Regions from separate parts of the Homo sapiens genome. Here region 2 is linked to region 1. The links are chromatin loops, found by intact Hi-C in ENCODE. Cell type or tissue: Caco-2. All regions are shown on one strand.

The links. Peaks named below come from ENCODE experiments on the same cell type or tissue, not always from the same donor. Only the 100,000 strongest peaks of a DNase experiment are listed, where the experiment ranks them.
Region 2: a loop joins it to region 1, with 2.0 times the contacts of the local background. A loop is called at or near these places in 2 of 110 quality-filtered maps.

The regions. Positions count from the first base shown.
Region 1 is chr7:7,350,969-7,354,968 of GRCh38, forward strand. The region is part of intron 1 of LOC107986764 (a long non-coding RNA gene); the gene reads left to right. It also overlaps a transcript of COL28A1 not described here. Among named protein-coding and RNA genes, the nearest start is that of LINC03016, 98 kb to the left of the region's middle. In Caco-2, a CTCF peak has its summit at 2,073; a DNase peak (open chromatin) is centred at 3,903.
Region 2 is chr7:7,264,767-7,268,766 of GRCh38, forward strand. LINC03016 (long intergenic non-protein coding RNA 3016) reads left to right here. Exons shown (of 4, transcript NR_108073.1): 3 at 2,471-2,676. Among named protein-coding and RNA genes, the nearest start is that of LINC03016, 12 kb to the left of the region's middle. In Caco-2, no CTCF peak of the experiment used is centred here; DNase peaks (open chromatin) are centred at 105 and 1,745.

The DNA of each region.
Region 1 (4,000 bases):
AGAAAGTCTTTGCTGTTTATGCAATCCACAAGTCTCAATTTACTTATTGATTTAGAATTCTGACTATGTAATTTCTCAGTTTTGTTCTACTGCCAAACTAGAGGGATATTTTGTCTTTTATTGACGTGGAAACCATCTGAGGTGGAATCCATAAGAGTATAAGAATTAGAAGAAGGAACATTCTGGTTTGTTCTTCTCCCCCACTTTAGTCACCGAAAACATCCTTACAAGCCAGAGGGCACGCTCAGAATTAGAGGATAGGATGGTAAAAGAGCCATGGAAACAGGAGAAGCTGCAGCAGCAGCCAGAATGAGAAAGGATATATTGACTGTCTTACAATAATAACACAATTATTATGATTGGCTTTACAAGGTCAGAGTAGGAGGCCAGAAGCCACAGAAGACATCCAGCTCCAATTACAGCAACAGAAGGCAGTGTTGTCTAAGAATGAGCTGCCCTTGGCAGAGATAATAACCTTCCTGAAACCCCAAGAATGCCCAGTTGCTTGGGGTGTTTGTCTAAAGGTTACAATAGCAATAGAGGGGACATAGGATTGGAAGACTCCAAGATTTCTTGGTAATTCTAAGAGCCCATATTTTCTTAACTTGATTAAAACAGGCTTTAGGGATTCCTAATTTTTGGAGTCTGATGTGACTTTAAATGAATTAGTTCATTTAAATGAAAGATTTTTTCAAAAATTACTAATTTATGTAAAATGATGAGTACATATAGACATTAAATCAGTCCAATATTTTAAAAATTAAAAAAACAAAATGTCATGTGTGTGTGTATGTGTGTGTATGAGTGAGTGTGACATATGACTTGGGGCTATAAACCAAAAATAAAATTCCAAGGCCCCCCTCTACCATCTGAATGGACACTCCTCTCAGTCAAGGGCATTCCAAAGTTAACCTGAAAAACTAGTTCAGGCCATCATGGGAAGAGGGAGCCATACTTGTCTCATTCTACTCTCTTTCCTTTTGGAATTACTGATAGAACACACTCTTTAAGTCTGAAAGGAAATATTTACAATCTATTCTCTCTGAAGCCTGCTACCTGGAGACTTCATCTGCATGACAAAACCTTGGTCTCCACAACCCTCACTCATTGATATATCCCTTCTCTCTTAGTCTCCTTTTAAACTAGTGTGGGTTGTTTTTTGGTTTGTTTGTTTTCTGATCTTTTTCTATTCCCGTCTTGCAAGTAGCTCATTATTTCTGTAATGACTTTTATACAATGAGTTCAATTTTTAATTTATTGAGTTCTTCTTAAATGTAAGGAACTAGGGATACAAAGATAAACAAGGCATGTCTTCGCTCTTAAGTAGCTCAAAGAGCAGGCAGAGGACACAGCTGTTGTGGCAGATTGAATAATGGCCCCAGAGATGTCTGCTCCCCAATCTCTCCTGTATATATGCTACCTTACATGGCAAAAGGGACTTTGTAGATGTAACTAAACTGAAGGACTTTGAGGTAGCAAGATTATTCTGGATTATTCAGGTGAGCCCAATCTAATCACATGAGTCCTTAAAAGGAGAAAATCTTTTCCAGCTCTGCTCAGAAAACCAGAAGGATGGCAGAATGTGAAGGACCCAACATGCTGTTGCTGGCTTTAAAAATAGAGGAACTATGCGCCAAGGAATGTGGGTGGCCTTTAGATGTTGGAAAAGACAAGGAAATGAATTATCCCTCAGATCCTCCAGAAGAAACACAGCCCTATGGACACTTTGATTTTAGCCCAGTGAGACCTTCATCAGACTTCTGACCTACAAAATTATAACATAACACATTGTTGTTGTTTAAGCCACCAAATCTGTAGTAATTTGTTATAGCAGCAAAAGGAAATTAATGCAGATGTGCCTCAACTAAGAGCAAAGTAGCTCAGCCTGACGTCAGTGTGCAGAATGGAGGCATAAGCCAAGGGCTTTGGGTCCTTAGTGTTGGGAGTGAGTGGACCACGTAAGGGAAAGGAAAAAAATCTCGGGACCTCCCCAAATTCTTATGCAAAAGGAAAGGTGAAGCCTGGGGCTGAGTCACTGTATTACTCTCTTCCAAATGAATAGCTGTTACATTGTGCATCAGCCAGATCCCCATGGAAAAGTAAAAGGCATTAGGTACCTGGAGAGCACTGCCCCCAACAGATCATTCATAGGTAAATCCTTTCCTGGCCTCCCACAAACAAGGACATGCCAGTTGTAACTATAGGTCTACAATCCAAGTCTAGTTCCTAAACTGAAGTCTGTTCAATTCCACACTGATAACATTGATTACAAGTTTATCTTCCCAGGTGCAGAACAAAGACAAGAGATCAATCTTTCCTCCACCTACCCAGAGACATCTACATAATTGGCTCTTGCTTCACTCTCTTTTTCTCTTCAGACCTTCAACTTGTCTTGTGTAAAATGTAGATCTACTGGGCACTAATGAAAGACACACAGGAATATAACTATTTGCCTTTCTGCCTAGCTGCCCCTCTTCCTGCATGCCTTCCCCACTTTACAGAAATGTATAAATACTAAACCTTCTGAAAGCCTCTTCAAATGGGTGTTTTCCCTGGATTTGCCCTAAAGTTGGCTTAATAAACCTCGATCATTGAGACCTGTGCCTCAGCCACTCATTTTGGTTGCCACTCAATTGGTAGAGATGAGAGGGTACCACAAAGAAAGAGGCCTTCAGGTTGTCCTTGCAGTATTAAGATGTGGTCAGTCAGGGAAGAAGGAGAAGGACACTGCAGACAAAGGGACAAACACCCAAGTCAACATTTACAACATGCTTCCATATCAGTTTTCTATGTGGGCAAAATTGTGAAAAGCTTGAACAAGAAATGTAAGTACTTTTTCTCCCGTCAAAATAGCAGCCTAGATACTCTAAAGGGTCCTTCTACTTTCCAACAACAATATAGTGACTGATACCTATGTTTTAATGCACTGTGGGCATCCAGGAAATGAGAAAATACCCATAGCTCTCCATCCTACAACAAAAAATATGGTAAAGGCTATTTCTATAACTCATACCCATTTTCATGCGGAGGACAACTAAAGAAGATAAAGGAGAAAAAAAAATTTTTTTTTTTTGAGATGGGGTCTTGGTGTCACTCTGACTGCAACCTTGACCTCTTGGACTCAAGTGATCCTCCCACCTCAGGCTCCCAAGTAGCTGGGACTACAGGCACCCATCATGATGTATGGCTAATTTTTTAAATTTTTTGTAGAGATGGAGTTTTCCCATGTTGCCCAGGCTGGTCTGAAACTTCTGGGCTCAAGCGATCTGCCCACCTTAACCTCCCAAAGTGCTGCGATTACAGGCATGAGCCACCGCACCTGGCCAAAAAAAATTTATTTTAAGCACCTAGAAATTACCAATGTTACTGGAAAAGGGGTGTCAACCCAGACCACAGGAGCAGGTTCACAGATTGTGTGCAGTAAAGAATTCAGGGCAAGTATCAAAGTATAGTGAAATTAAGATAGTTTATTAGAGGCTACTCTTATTACAGAGTAGGGTGTCCTCAAAAAGCAACAGGAGGAACGCCCCTACCTAAAACTTAATACTTGCTTATATAGGGTATTAGAGCTAAAAATAATGTGCTTTATTATAAAGGCTTGTGATCAGCTTGTGACAGGCTATTAGTATTGTTATTCTCTTCTGCAACTATTGATTTCAGCAAGAATCTATGAGTATATTATTATTTCTAATGTGAAACTCTAAAACTAAGAATGCTTTTTGTTCTTAAAATATTGGGACACTTCCATAACTTCTGAGTCTTACTTAATTAATTAGCACCATTAACTTGTTCCCTTAACCATAAATATCTTGTGACCAAGAGTACCTGACTTCCTGGGAATGTAACCCAGCAGGTTTGGCTTTATGCAGCCGTTATTCAAGGTGGAGTCACTCTGGTTTGGATGCCTCTGACACCAAAGAGCTAATAGGCTCCTAAGAAGTTACCTGGCACGAAGATGGTTATCTAGTGAGGTGGAGCCAGCACTCAGAGTCACTTTTGT
Region 2 (4,000 bases), 86 kb before region 1:
GAGATTGCTAAATACCAGCTGATAAGATTGAAGGCTGGATGAGAGCCTCTGGGGAAAGGGTTGCTGAACAGCAAAGTGGACAGACAGCTATGGTAGGCAGAATTTCTGAAAATGCCCTGAGGGACGTCCCATCCTAATCCTCAGAACCTGTGAAGATTGAGATATCACTTCTATGATTATGTTATAAGGTACAATTAACCTTAAAATAAGGAGATTGCCTGCACGGGCCTAGTGTAATCGCATAAGCCTGTAAAATTAGCTTTTCCAAAGAGGGGCAGAAGAGGAAGTTAAAGAGTTGCTGCTTTGAACATCGAGGGGACCATATGAGAAGGAATGTGGATGGCCTCTAGGAGCAGAGAGGACCCCAGCTGACATCCAGCAAGAAAGCAGGGACTTCAGTCTTAAAACCACAAGGGTGGAATTCTGCCAATATTCTCAATGAGCTTGGAAGTGGATTCTTACCCAAGCCTCCAGGGAAAAGCCCTGACAACACTTTGACTTTGGCCTGTGAGACTCTTGAGTATAGAACCCAACCTAGCCTGCCTGGAGTTGTAACCTACAAAAGCGTGAGATGATGAACTGGTGTCATTTTAAGCTGCTAAGTTTGTGGTAATTTGTTGCTGCAGCAATAGGGAACTAGTACAGTAGCCAAGACAAACAAGTCTACTTGTCACTATTTTTGAAAAAACACTTTCTTTGGAAGAAACTGGAATCTGCCTCTAAAACCATCTGGCATCTGGCATAAGGGGAAGGCGGACTGAGATCCAAAACTATTATGTGCCGGCTTGAGCTTCAACTTTATGTATACCAAACCATTTATACCTCACACCTACCCTCTGGGACGAACACTATTATTATCCCAGTGTTATCTCCATGGGCTTCTAACTGCTGTTCGGAGAAATTAAATGATTGGACCAGTAAGTTCTCAATCCCAGCTGTGCACCAGAATCACCGCATCACCTGAGTTTTGTTTATTTTGCTTTGTTTTGTTTTTAAGCTAATGAGCTTTTAGAGAGTCAGGATGCTGAGGCCTCAACCCTGACCCACTGAATCAGGGAGGCCCAGACCTCTTGCACTTATTAAAGCTCTTGGATGATTCTGATTTAACCCAGATGTTTGGCAACCAGTGGTATAAAGTGTGGTTAATGGACACCAGCATCAGTTGCCCTCAGGGTGGTGGTAACCGCTGATGTTGTGTCCCTAACAGCCATCCTCTGCTACTTCACTTACAGCAGGACCTCAGGTGTGCTCAGATGGCTACGTGCCTGGCCAGAGGGGGTTCTCAATTTTCAGCTCTAGTCATGTTATCACATTTCTCTTTCCCAATACCATCCTGTGAAGGTTAATTTCGTGGAGCAACTTGACTGGCCATGGGGTTCCCAGATTAAATATTATTTCCAAGCGTCTCTGTGAGAGTGTTCCCAAATAACATTAGCATTTGAATCAACAGACTTAGTAGGTTGCCCTCCCCGACATGGGTAGGCATCATCTAATCTACTGAGGGTCTCAATAGAACAAAAGGTGGAGGAAGGAGGAATTTGCCCTCTTTTTCCTGCCTCACCCCTTGACCTGGGTCATCTCATCATCTCTAGTCCTTAGACTGGGATTTACACCATCAACTCCTCTGGTTCTCAGGCCTTTGGACTTGGACTGAATTACACTGTCAGAGGCATTTGAACCAGAGTGACTCCATCTTGCATAGGGGCTAGGTAAAATAAGGCTGAGACCTGCTGGGCCGCATTCCCAGGAGGTTAGGTGTTCTAAGTCACAGGATAAGATAAGAGGTCAGCACAAGATACAGGTCATAAAGATCTTGCTGATAAAATAGGTCACAGTAAAGAAACTGGGCAAAACCGACCAGAACCAAGATGACGACAAGAGTGACCTCTGGTCGTCCTCACTGCTCATTATATGCCAATTATAATGCATTAGCATGCTAAAGACACTCCTACCAGGGACGTGACAGTTTATAGATGCCATGGCAATGTCAGGAATTCACCCTATATGGTCTAAAAAGGGGAGAAACCGTCAGTTCTGGGAATTGCCCACCCCTTTCCCAGAAAACTCATGAATAATCCATCCCTTGTTTAGCATATAATCAAGAAGCCACAATAAGTATAAGCAGCAGAGCAGCCCATGCTGCTGCTCTGCTTATGGAGTAGCCATTCTTTATTTCTTTACTTTCTTAATAACTTACTTGCTTTCACTTTACTCTATGGACTTGCCCCAAATTCTTTCTTGTGGGAGATCCAAGAACACTCTCTTGGGGTCTGGATCAGGACCCCTTTCTTATAACACCACCACCTGCTTTCTTGGGTCTCCAGCTTGCAGATGGCAGATTGTGGGACTTACTTCTTAGCCTTCATAACTGCATGACTAATTTATCATATTAAATCTTATTTTCTTTATATATATCTCCATCCTACTGGTTTCTCTGGAGAACCCTAATACATTTCCCATCTCTCTGCAGCTAGAATCAGCCAGAAACATATAAGGAGACTCCACCAGGAGTGGGGAGTTCTTGGGAAAGCTTTTGCTTCTGAAAAAAGATAAAAGTACACAGGAGAGCTGTCTGGTGCCATTCCTTGAGCATGTGAGAGACTGTGTCACCGGGAGCAGCAGTTATCTGTGGCCATAAGTTGAGATGACTGGATGAAATGCTAACATGTTGAGAAGGTAGGACAAAAAGAAAGAACCAGGGACACTGATGACATTGTTGAGGTGCATCAACCCTAGAACCATTATTAAGAGATTTATTATGTGAAATATTATTATTTACTGTTTTACTACTTGTAGCTGAAAGCATTTCTAACTGTGTACAGGACTACTTTTAAACGCAAGAAAGAATTTCTGGTGTTGAGGACTGGGTTATTTGCATTAACAACCATCCAATTCTTTGTGCACTGAAGTCTAAGTCACCCACATTCTAGGGTCACCTACACAGATAGTGATGAAGCTGCTTCTAACTGGTCCATGTTTTTTCCACTCTATGATAGTAAAAACAAATAGAAAAACATCTGCATTCCTCCCTTTTTACACACTCCCTGCGGCAATATTGGTATTAGACATAGCAGAAAATAATAACTAAGAAAATAACTTGAAGAAAACATGTCTACAAGCTTTTTGTTAAGAAAAAAAAAAAAACCCAATCTTTAAAGCCCGTATTTATTATACAAATAAATCAGAAATAATAGGTATATGGGGAGAAATGGGAGAAGAGAAAGGAAAGCCAAGATAGTGCTCATTTTTCACATTAATTCCAAAGGACAAAGGATGGGATGGGAGCTCGGGGGTTTCTGAAAATGCTCACCACAATCAGTTTACACAACTTTTCAGAAATATGTTAACTCTGTATCAGAGCACACTTTAATAATCTAGATATATATAGAGACACAATCTGTTTGTCTAAAGAAGCTTCCAGATTTTCCATTTAGTGTGTCTTTTACCTTTACCATAACCCTGAGTCATCTCTGATAGTTCTCATTTTGGAAGTGATTCCATGCATAGAAAGTTGTGTGTGGGCTCCCTAAGGACAGTAGCTGGGTCCCTTTTGTTCATTGGCTTACCCATAGCCTGCAGCACAATGCTTTGAACATAGGTAGTATTCAACCAATGTCAACTACAAGATCCCAGAAGACCCAGAAGACCCCTTACCTTTAGGAATGTGTGTCTTGTGAGGCACCTGGGATATTATCGCTAGCTCATTTTCTCAGACAAAACACAGAACAGTGACATAGTTTTGTAAAGGTCACAGGGCTAAGCAGCTCTCTCCAAATTTAGTCCTGTGCACTTTTCCCCAGATTTATTCCCAACAATGCCTGCTACACTCTTTAAAAACCAGCCTCAGACACATCTGTTCTATGAAAATTACATGGAACAGAGAAGTAACTATTTCCTCTCAGTGAACAACATTCTGCCATTTAAAAGGAAAAAGTGAACTTTGTGGGTTCCTCTTGTATAATTAGGATTTAATTTCCTTCAGATGGAGATGTGTAACTGA